2 separate regions of the Homo sapiens genome follow, and region 1 is linked to region 2. Evidence: read pairs that join two places in POLR2A ChIA-PET (ENCODE). Cell type or tissue: IMR-90. All regions are shown on one strand. Each heading gives the region's core, and the rest is flanking DNA. Links, peaks and the distances in the headings are about the cores only.

The links. Peaks named below come from ENCODE experiments on the same cell type or tissue, not always from the same donor. Only the 100,000 strongest peaks of a DNase experiment are listed, where the experiment ranks them.
Region 1: POLR2A ChIA-PET joins it to region 2 with 5 read pairs; 2 of 35 experiments call an interaction of 5 or more read pairs at or near these places.

Annotation. Positions count from the first base shown.
Region 1 is chr10:104,026,627-104,032,013 of GRCh38, reverse strand. SLK (STE20 like kinase) reads right to left here. Exons shown (of 19, transcript NM_014720.4): 19 at 2,781-5,387. COL17A1 (collagen type XVII alpha 1 chain) reads left to right here. Exons shown (of 56, transcript NM_000494.4): 56 at 1-728. Among named protein-coding and RNA genes, the nearest start is that of MIR936, 19 kb to the left of the region's middle. In IMR-90, for the core only: a CTCF peak has its summit at 3,659; a DNase peak (open chromatin) is centred at 2,353.
Region 2 is chr10:104,096,634-104,102,020 of GRCh38, reverse strand. No RefSeq gene overlaps it. Among named protein-coding and RNA genes, the nearest start is that of COL17A1, 13 kb to the right of the region's middle. In IMR-90, for the core only: no CTCF peak of the experiment used is centred there; a DNase peak (open chromatin) is centred at 2,500.

The DNA.
Region 1 (5,387 bases), core at 190-5,189, 70 kb after region 2:
AGTTGCAATGTTTTAGAATGAGACTTACTTCTCTGCTATCTAGATCTGAACTCCTTGGCTTCTTTACTTAGTTCAAGCCCCAGCCTAGGAAAGCCAGTTACATAAAAGTTGGCTCAGGAGTCTTAGAGCTTTACCTAAATATGAGCCCAGAAAACGGAGGATGGGGGTGGGGCGCCTTCCTGGAGGTGACACTTGATGGGGGTGTGTTCTGGTTACTGTTCTAAGGCTGTGCCATCAGCTCCTTCCTCCCCTGTTCATTCTGCATTCTCTAGTCAGTTGGCTAAGAAGTGACTCTTGCAACTAAAAAAATTAAGAAATTCACTTCCCCTCTAGGAGGTGATGATAGGGTTTCTAATGGTTATATGTATATCACATTCCCATTTGCTTAGAAAGTCTGATTGTAGCTATGATTGTCCGTAGGCCCATACTAGAGTTCATGGATATGTTATACTGAACCAGGCCAGAGCAAACAGAAAAAGAAGGTTGAGGGCAATGGACAAGGAAGGAATAAAGGGAGAAGAGGGAAAACAGAAAACCTGATGCTGGGGACACAGCATCAGCTCAAGACGTCACCCTCCATTCTGCACTCAGAAAATGGCACTTGGGGGACTGGGCGCAGTTGGTCTTTAACCACTTTTCAATGTCTAAAAACATTTGTTTGTGGTCTATAAGATGAAACATCATTTCAATCGTAAAATTTCCCATTAAAGAAGTTTTTTTTTCTAATATCATGTTTAATGTGATTCGTCTGACCAAAGAAAGATTAAAAAATAGTCTGGGTTAATTGGGTCTGATTCTAACACTGTTTATTACAAACACAAGAAAACAAAAGTGGTTGTATTTTGGGGCATAGCTTCTGGTATTTCATTCAATCCCTGAGGTCTTCAAAGGCAAATCTTTAGATACCTGCAACTATGAACTCAATCTGGGGATTTTACAAAGCACATGAAAGTTTTCCCCAAGCATAAGTTATTTGAAATAAACATGCAACAAATGAGCAAGAAGATTACTTGCAATTAGGTAGTGCTTTATCCTGGGGCAATGGAATTATGATTGTAGGGCAAGTAATATATGGAATATAGAAACTTCTATTAAAGAAAAATGTACAAATCTCAAATGCCCCAAAGAAATGCACAGTAAAATCAGACACTCCAATTGAGAAGAGACTCTACTTAGCCACTTTGTGAATTTGTTACAAGTTGTGACTCTCAAATTGCTGGATAATTAAAAATGGGATTAAATTGCATCTATTTCTACACCACTACTCTTCTAAAAAGACTTTATTTTCCATAAGGTCTCTGCTGAGTATCTCATATTATCCCAGAAAAAACACTCCACTTGTTTCCTCTATATCAAACAACCGCTAACGGCAACAACCAGTCAAGCACTACACACTCTACGTGGTCTTTTTGCCTCTTTTATTATATCCTGATAATTGCCTGCTATGAATTAATGAGAATTTTTTAAAAATAAGGCTGGGCGCGGTGGCTCATGCCTGTAATCCCAGAATTTCGGGAGGCCGAGGCGGGCAGATTGCTTAAGCCCAGGAGTTCGAGACCAGCCTGAGCAACATGGCAAAACCCCATCTCTACTAAAAATACAAAAAAATTAGCCGGCATGGTGGCGGGCACCTGTGATCCCAGCTACTCGGGAGGCTGAGGCTGAAGAATCACTTGAACCCAGGAGGTGAAGGTTGCAGTGAGCTGAGAACGTGCCACTGCACTCCAGCCGGCAAGACTCCATCTCAAAAAATAAAACAAAAATAAAATAAAAATTAGTTCATACAGCCTCCAGATTTCAAACAACTTGAGTTTTACTAAGCAAAACTATTGTGTATAATAAAGGAATTGTGCTTTTTAAATAATTTTTTTTCAAAAGAATTCATTAGTTTTACCCAAAGGCTGAATTTTTTACTTTTTAATTGTAGCTTTTACACTTATTAAAAGTAACTTCCAAAAAAAGGGGGGAAAAAGATGTTTTGACCCTTTAAAAAAAAGTAGCTTTAGGGGTTCAAGTATTATATCCCCTTTAATAGTGATCCTTATCTTGATTAATCAAGACATAGGAGTTTTTTCCTTGTTACTAGATCTACCTAAGATACCCAAAGTCTTCATCAAGTTTTAGCTCAAGTAAAATAGGGTACAAGTCCAAACTTACTACCTTCTCTGGACAAAACTCAGAAAGAGGATGGGCAGATATGAGGTTATGTCCTCAGCTGGATGGCAATGGATGTTAGCCTCTTTTGTTTCATTTTTTTTTTTTAAGTCAAGAATGAGCTCAATAGTGCACAACGCTCCCAGATTAGAAAATGACACTCCATGCCTCCCTCCAGCTGGACACGTGCCGAGTGATGCTGCCTAGCGTCTACTGAATCTTGCATGAACGTTATCAATGACGAAGAGACTATTTTTGCAGAAGTGAGGTCATATGATTTGTGAAATGCTTGGTGAGAAAAATCATCCATCCCAAGAGGAAAAGAAATTAAAAACATACACATATATACATAGGCTGATAGAAATATTTTAAGCACCTCCCAAAGGAGGGGTTTGCATTCTGAAAGACAACCCCCAGCAAGTTATCACTAAAAACTACATTTGAGTGTGTGTGTGTTTGCGTGTATGCTGTGGACTACACACAGCTAGGAATACTAACTCTGGAAGGGTCAGAAGACCTGCGGGGACTGCAAGTTTTACAATATAACTAGGACCAACAACTGCAAAGTGTTCTCAGGCAGGACACTCCAGTTTCAAAGATTCTCAATAAAAGACTGCTTCCCAAAATTGATTAAGAAATAACTTTATTTTTCATGTGTCAATCCCATGATTGAAAAGACATGTTGCTCTCAAGTAGATAAGAGGCATAATCTTAAACAAAATTCTTTCTGAAAATTTAGCTTATGAACTCATTACACTGCAAACCAGAGAAGGAGCACAAAAAGCTGCAGCCCACATTGAAACCTGGCAAACACTCTCCGCCAAAATTAGTAGCAGGAATGTTAAAGCTTTATCAAAAACATGTCAGCAACGGAATAGCAACAATACAGCCATTAACTGTTGTGCCTTCAACTTAAGAAAAGCATTTAAAGAATCACCCCATTTCTTATAAAAATCATTTCTCAGAAAAGAATTGTTAATCAAAAGACTATTAGAACTGGAACTCTCTTCTTTCACTTCAGTTCTAGATTTTCTTTAATCAACAATATCTCTAGTTAATACTTGGACAGAATTTGGCTTCTCAGAAGAGTCTTTGTCATTTAAGCACAGTGTGGAATGGGAAAAAGTGTATAGTTACAAGGAAACTAGAAGAGTACAAAAAAATAGTCACTTCTGAAACTCGCTGATGCTCAAGAAATCAGAGACCCTTCATTAAGGTGGGTCTCATATGCCTGAGAGCTTTGTGCTTGAGGAAGTATGACTTAGAGGTAGCTCTGGTTCTGGTAATTTATATTTAATTATAATTTGCTGTATCCTGTCACAAGAGAGTTCTAATATTTTCAGCAAAGTAAAAGCATTCAACATTTTTTCCTTACCCACCCTATAGCTTCCCCATAGAAAAAGATAAGAAAAAGCTTAATGTGACTCCACATAGAATAGCAGCTAATTCAGCAATTCGCACTGTATGGTTGTTGACAGGACTAGGAAAGGCAGCCTAGTGCCCCAAGCTGTAGGAGCTGGATCTGCAGAAGTGTGCAGGTCTGCTGTGTTCACAGCACTCAGGGAAAGAGGGGAGGAGGTGGCTGATGAGGGTGCACGTTCGGAGAAGTCTGTATGTGTTTCATGGCATATTCTGCCACAGCAACAAAACAACCAAATCAGCAGTAGATTTGACTGTACCCTTCGATTTCAAAGAAGTCTGCGCCCCTCGCCCACTCGCCACCTACACTTCATGCAGGAAAGATAGATCACTATCATCTATTTGAATACAGGGCCTCAGAAGAGGTGGGCTGGTATGGGTACAAACAGCGTATTTTATAACAAAACACTTTTTGAAAAGATTTATATAACTTTAAGTATTAAAATGAATGCTTTACCTCTACATATGTATCACTGTACAGTCTTGCACCCACACGATTATGGTCATATTTGAAAGCGAACTCAAGCACAAACACTGAATCCAAAAGGCAGTTTTAAGGGAGATCCAACCTTACCCACAGCGCCAACCATTCCACTCTGAGCCTCTCTCCTTGAGTCAATAATCTGAATGTCAAGTTGAAAGGAACAGAAAGAATCAAATATTCAGACCAAATTAATCAGGCACCACACACTATTTAGCGCACAGGGTATCAATTAAATGATACTAGAAAAAAAATGTCTACTGCCTGAGGTATTCATTTTTTAAAAGTCAATAAACTGAAAATTTCAAAGGAGAAAGTGGTATGAAGACGTTCCTTCCCAATCCCTCTTCAAATAAATCATTAAATACACTGGGCAACATTATACTGTCATTTTTATCATAACAATATAAACAATTTTTATCATCATCCTGAATATTACTTTATAAAGATATATATTTTAAAAGGCTTTCAAAACATTTTTCAACCCAGCATTTGAGAATAAAGCATTAAGAGTTTTGTATACAGTAACACATTCATGTGATAAGTGTATGAATTTACAACCATACATAATATGTATATATGTATATATATTTATATAAAAAACAAACTTGGCCAGAAGTTAAGGCTACCTACGAAGTTGTCCAAGTAAATTATGCTTGTCAAAACAATTATAAAATTCAAATCACACATGCATTTTTAAATCATCTAAATCACTGACAAACAAGGTTCAGCATCCAAAGTTTTCAAATTAACTGCAAGAAAGTGCTACAGACATTTACATTTTCTAAATATGAATCAGTGTTCCCACAAAGTTACATTTAAATTTTTCACCAGCCTCAAAAGTAATATAACTGAAAACAAACTTTCACAATTTGGTACCTAGCACTCTTAAGAGAGAATAGGTTGAAAATGGCAGGCAGCAAGCATCATTCACAAATGTGCTGTCTCAGACAGCAAAGTACAGTTTATAATACTGTCTGACCTGACACGTGGTTGAAATTCTAAGCCTCATAAGGGACTAGGAGTGAACATTTCATTAATAATTACACACACCAGCAACCACATGATAAAGGCTTCAGGCTTTTCCCACTCAAATCAAAGTGAATGATTTAAACATGGAACAAAATAAAACCAAGACATAAGTAGCCTCATTTCAAAATAAGGAAAAGTAATTCCTGACGTGCCTAAATATTTAATTTAAACTTTTAAAAAAGTATTCTGAACTAATGCCTCTTTTAAGATTAATTTCTGAAGATATATTTATAAATATAACTCACAGCCTGCAGGCCTCTGACAGAGTTTTAAACAGAATTAGCTAAGATGGAGAGAAATC
Region 2 (5,387 bases), core at 228-5,227:
TTTATTGAATACTACATATATTGTGTTTGGAGTTGAGAATACAGTGAAAAGATAAAACCTGTCCGTTTTTCCAAGGGCTTTAAGAAAACAAGCAAGAGCATTAAAGTGTTTGAGGTGCCCAGATAAAAGCATGGGCAGATGCTGAGGAGATACAAAGCAAAGCAGTCAGATCAAACTGAAGTGGGGGAATGGGAAAAGCCAGCCAGTTCCTTGGCTTCATAGAGCCAATCAGCCAGGAGGGTCTCTGTAGGCATTATGTGTGGGGTTGGCACTTGACGCTCTGTTGATGCTAAATTGTTCCAGCCAGGCTTACCCATGGAGTGTTAGCTTTTCAGATTTGTGTTCTCTCTTCTCTAACTGGATATTGATCTTCCCTTAGCAGAACAGTCTCCATCTCTAGATGGGGAAGGGAAACCCATGGCCTCCTTCCCATGAGTCTTAACACTATGCTGATTTGGCAAAATAGCCCATGGTCTCTTACATTTCTTCCTATTTTATAGGCCCAAGAATAAACCCAAGGGTGTTCTGAGATAAGTGTACAGACTTAAATAAATTTGGCAGTCTGATTGGCTGCAAAAATTTTCTGAGAGAATAAGAAGATCATTGCCATGGAGTTTTCTATCTTGTGAGATCTAATGAAATTAACTTTCTACTTCAGAAACACTTTTCAGTCTTTGTGATGAAATCCCTTTGACCATTAACTTTTCAGATCTTGGAGCTAATGGAAATTCTCCCACCCTACCCCACCCCAACTCTATTTGTGTGAGCATCAGAGAAAACTCCCATGCTTTTCATCAGCCATCCATTTGTGTCTATTCCTCCTAGCCTAAAAAATCCTCATAAGCCAATTAAGTAAATTAAGATTTACATAAACAGCTTGGTTCTCCCAGTCCTTCCTCAGCTGCCTGAGTTAACCTAGACAAACTAAAAATAGAAACCCAAAAGACAAATACTTGGTGCATTTTTAGCCCTTTAAAGGAAAACTCCCCTTTTGTGCTTTTTCTGTGGCAAGGACATTGTCCTCTACTCACAAGTTATTGCTAAAAAAACAAACAGCGTTGCACACTGGCATGGAGTTCCACATGGGGTAAATCCATACAGCTGCAGTCAACTGGGATATCTTTTCCCAGTGATGTCTGGGTTTGTTTCTCCAGGTTTTCAATTTAGATTGTTCACTTGGTTTCAAAATTACATATTAAAATGTGTAATTTAAATTATGGTCATATGTTATGAATCACTTCTTGAACCTTATTTAGGATATTCTTGCAAGTTCCACAAGATGATTATAAATACTTATCTTGAAGTTAATGTTGCTTCTTGTTTGTTCTAGGAAGAGAGAAGAATTGCTTATTGAACGTTTATGATATTTAGCTCATTTAAAAATTTAATTAAGTATGTTAGCTGCAGGCCAAAGAGGGAGGATTTGAGATATTCCAAAATAATAACATTTTATTTTAAATGTTAGTATCTCATTTCAGGTACTCTTCCTGCTGTTGCTGTTTCACGTAACATTGATGAAATGAACACAATCTGATTAATGTATGGTATATGGCAAAAAACATTACCTTATGAAGTATATTTTATTACGTGCCATCCTAACTATGCTGCCAAGTATTCTGTAAGTATATAGGCTAGCTGAGCCTCGTTCTTACTTCCAAGAGGAATGAGTGGATGGTAAAGACCATCAAGAATAGGATTATTCTGTCTGGGTGCAGTGGCTCATGCTTGTAATCCTAATACTTTGGGAGGCCAAGGCAAGAGGATTGTTTTAGCCCAGGAGTTCAAGACTAGCCTGGGCAATATAGCAAGACCTCATCCCTACAAATAATAAAAAAAATTAGCTGGCATGGTGACACATATCTGTGGTTCCAGCTACTCAGGAGGCTGAAGTGGGAGAAGAATTGCTTGAGCCCAGGCAGTCAAGGCTGCAGTGAGCCATGATCACACCACTGCACTCCAGCCTGGGTGACAAAGCAAGACCCTGTCTCAAAAACAAAAAACATACAAACAAAAAAACCAGAACAGGGTTATTCTATTTAAGTTCATCATCACTATCACATTTCACTGAGAATTGCTGAAACTTGCACAGCATTTTAGTGGCATAGATTTGCTCTGTAAATTTTTGATAATTCTTTAAGCTCCTCATGATTTAGGATAGCTAAGAGCCTGGAAAATTATTTTAAACAATTTTACAGAATGGCATAGGAAAAACGATCAAGCAAACAAAAAGCTTTCATACTAGTCCTGACTCTGCCATTAACTACCCTCAGCACATTATTTAGTTTACCTTCTCATTTTGCAAACTAGGTGACCCAAACTAGGTAATCTGTAAGGTCTCCTTGAGCTCTAATATTTTATGATATTAATATTAGAATTATGCCCACTTTTACTAAAATTACTCTCAAAGCTCCTAATATCTTCTGAGAGTAATCTCTTCATAGTACTTTTAAGTCGTGGGTGTCTACGTGGCCTTTATCAAGAGGAAGTTATAGTCTTTATATATGGGGTGAATCACTCTCAGCCTTTGTAAATGTGAATACCTCTCTGTGAAGTCAAAATATTTTGCATGTAACTTGATATATTTTGATGTAACTTGTACTTCTGTAATCAATTGATTGAAAAATTAGGCAATGCCAGGGCGCTACTCCAACTCCAGTAACACTTTAAATGAATTTGTGTTTATTATTCATAACAGTACCTACATATATTTGGAGCATACTATTACTTATTATTATGAACCAGTGAGGATGCTTTCAAATTTAATAACTGAAAATACCAACTCAAATTGGCTTAAATGATAAGGAAGTTTATTATCTCACACACAAAGAATCCAGAGGTAGGGTAGTCCCATGGTTGTTTATTCAGGCTCTCAATGTTGTCATTGAGGAGCAAGGATGTTTTCAATCCTCATCTCCTCACTGTGGTGATACCCTTGTGAGTGTAATGCATTAGCACGTCCACATCACATGCAGATGTACCAATGTCCTGAAAAAGAAAATGGCTGTTTCTGCTTTTTCTCCTTAGAAGCAATAAACTTCTCCTAAACATCCTGAAAACACTTTTCCTCATGTACCATTGGCCAACAAATGAGTCACATTTCTTCCTAAATCCACCACTAAAAGGAATGGATGAAAATTAACAATTTTGGGGGCAGAATGGGAAGGTAACCACTATGATTGCAATAATGTATAATATAATATATTCGTAGTCCACAGATAGTGCTTGCGCACAGATTCCTTGTCATAATGCTACATGTACTGAACACTTCTGCTCCCAAACATTCTGGAAATTCTTGGTCAATTCCTCACTCTAAGACCAAAGCCCATTACTGTTGCTACACTACTAATGATTTGTATTCTGTGGGGAAAAAATGAAATTAATGGTTCCTAAGTAAATCGCCCTAACTTGTGTGTATGTCTTTCCTAGAGGATACATCTCAAATATTGCAACAAATAGAACATATGATGCAATTCTATAATTTCAGTGAAATGGACGAGCTCTTGAAAGACACAAGCCATCAAAGCTCTCTCAAAAAGACATAGATAACCTGAATAATTCTGCTTCTATTAAGAAAATTTTATTTGTAGGTCAAATCTTTCTAGAAAATAAAATCCCATGCTCAGATAGCTTCACTGAAAATTCTGTCAAACTTTTGAGAAAGAAATAATACCAATTCTACACAAATTCTTCCAGAAAAATAAAGGAAAAATGAGCAATTCCCAGCTTATTTTATGAGACCATTATTATCCTGACCAAAATAAGGCAAAAAATTTACAAGAAAGAAAAATCTATAGACCAATATCTCTCATAAACAAGGACACAAAAGCTTTTTGTAAAACATCAGCAATAAAATGCAGCAATATATTAAAAGGAAAATGTGTCATGTCCAAGTGCAATTTATTCAGAGAATACAAGGTTGATTCTACATTCAAAAACCAATCAATGGATAGAGAGGCCTTGTCTCCAGAAAATAAAAATAAAACAAAGTAAATAAATCCATAGGAGTTATATCAGTGAAAATGATGGAGTAAGAACCTTTTTTTTTTTTTTTTTTTTTTTAAGCCAGAGTCTCACTCTTATTGCCCAGGCTGGAGTGCAATGGTGCAATCTCGGTTCACTGCAACTTCTGCCTCCCAGATTCAAGTGATTCTCCTGCCCCAGCCTCCCAGGTAGCTGGGACTACAGGTGCCCACGACCATGCCTGGCTAACTTTTGTATTTTCAGTAGAGATGGGGTTTCACCATGTTGGTCAGGCTGGTCTCGAACTCCTGACCTCAGGTGATCCACCCACCTCAGCCTCCCAAAGTGCTGGGATTACAGGCATGAGCCACCACACCTAGCCAAGGACCTCTTAATATTTTCTCTTCTGTGAAGTAATGGGGGGAAGTGGGAAAAATAGTCACAACAACTTTTTCAGAACTCCGAAAATTAACCAAAGTCTTGCAGCAACCTGGGAAGTATTTATTCAGGAAAATGGCTCAGTAAGAGCAGCAAGCTTTGTGGCATTTTAACTTGCCCTATTCCATTCCCTCTCAACTCTGTGGTATCTTTGAAAACCAATAGCCCACAATCATGGTGAGAAGCAGGAGGCTGGCAGCCACTGGAGTGGACAGAATGAGGTCGGAGTTCCTTCAAAACTGTATTCACAGAGCACTGTCACTATTTGACCCGTCTGGTGGTTCTTTGGAAGATTCCACTTACAAGATTGTCTTTATTTGACCTGTCTCAGAGCTCATTCAGTGTGAAAAGCCTTTTCCGTGGGGCATTTGTCAAAAACAATTCAATGCAATTGTCTAACATTGTGGCTACCCAAGGAAATCGATAACAGTTGAGGGAAATAAGAGGCTAAACAAAAAGTTTAAAAGGAAAAACTGGGGATAAAATATCCATAGTGGCTTTTAAAAGTTTTAACATATTTCTGGAAATCTAGAAGACCATGTACATGCATAGACGTGTACATATCTAGGGCTGTGTGCATGCTCAGGAAAGACCTAAGAAGGCCCTATGGATGACTTTGAGGCTCTGTGATAGCAGAAAGTAAAGGCTAAGGCAGAGCTGTCAACTGGCTGGCTGAATCTTGAATGTGTGTCCCTGCATGCACACAGAATCGCTTGGCAAAGATTCAGAGACTTATTGGTTCAGGGCATTTAAGGAAATCTCTGTCCAATTATTAACTGACCACTGACCTAACTGGGCAAAGACTTTAGTGGCCACATATAACAAAGAATACAGACTTTACAGAATTAGTCCAGGAAAATCATGGCCAAAATATAAGAAAAAGTAGCAAACAACAAAAACAACAAAATCTGGAGAGGGAGGAGAATCTGGTTTTCAGAGTTGCCATATTAATTATTTGAAATGTTGAGTTTTCAAAAACAAAATAATTA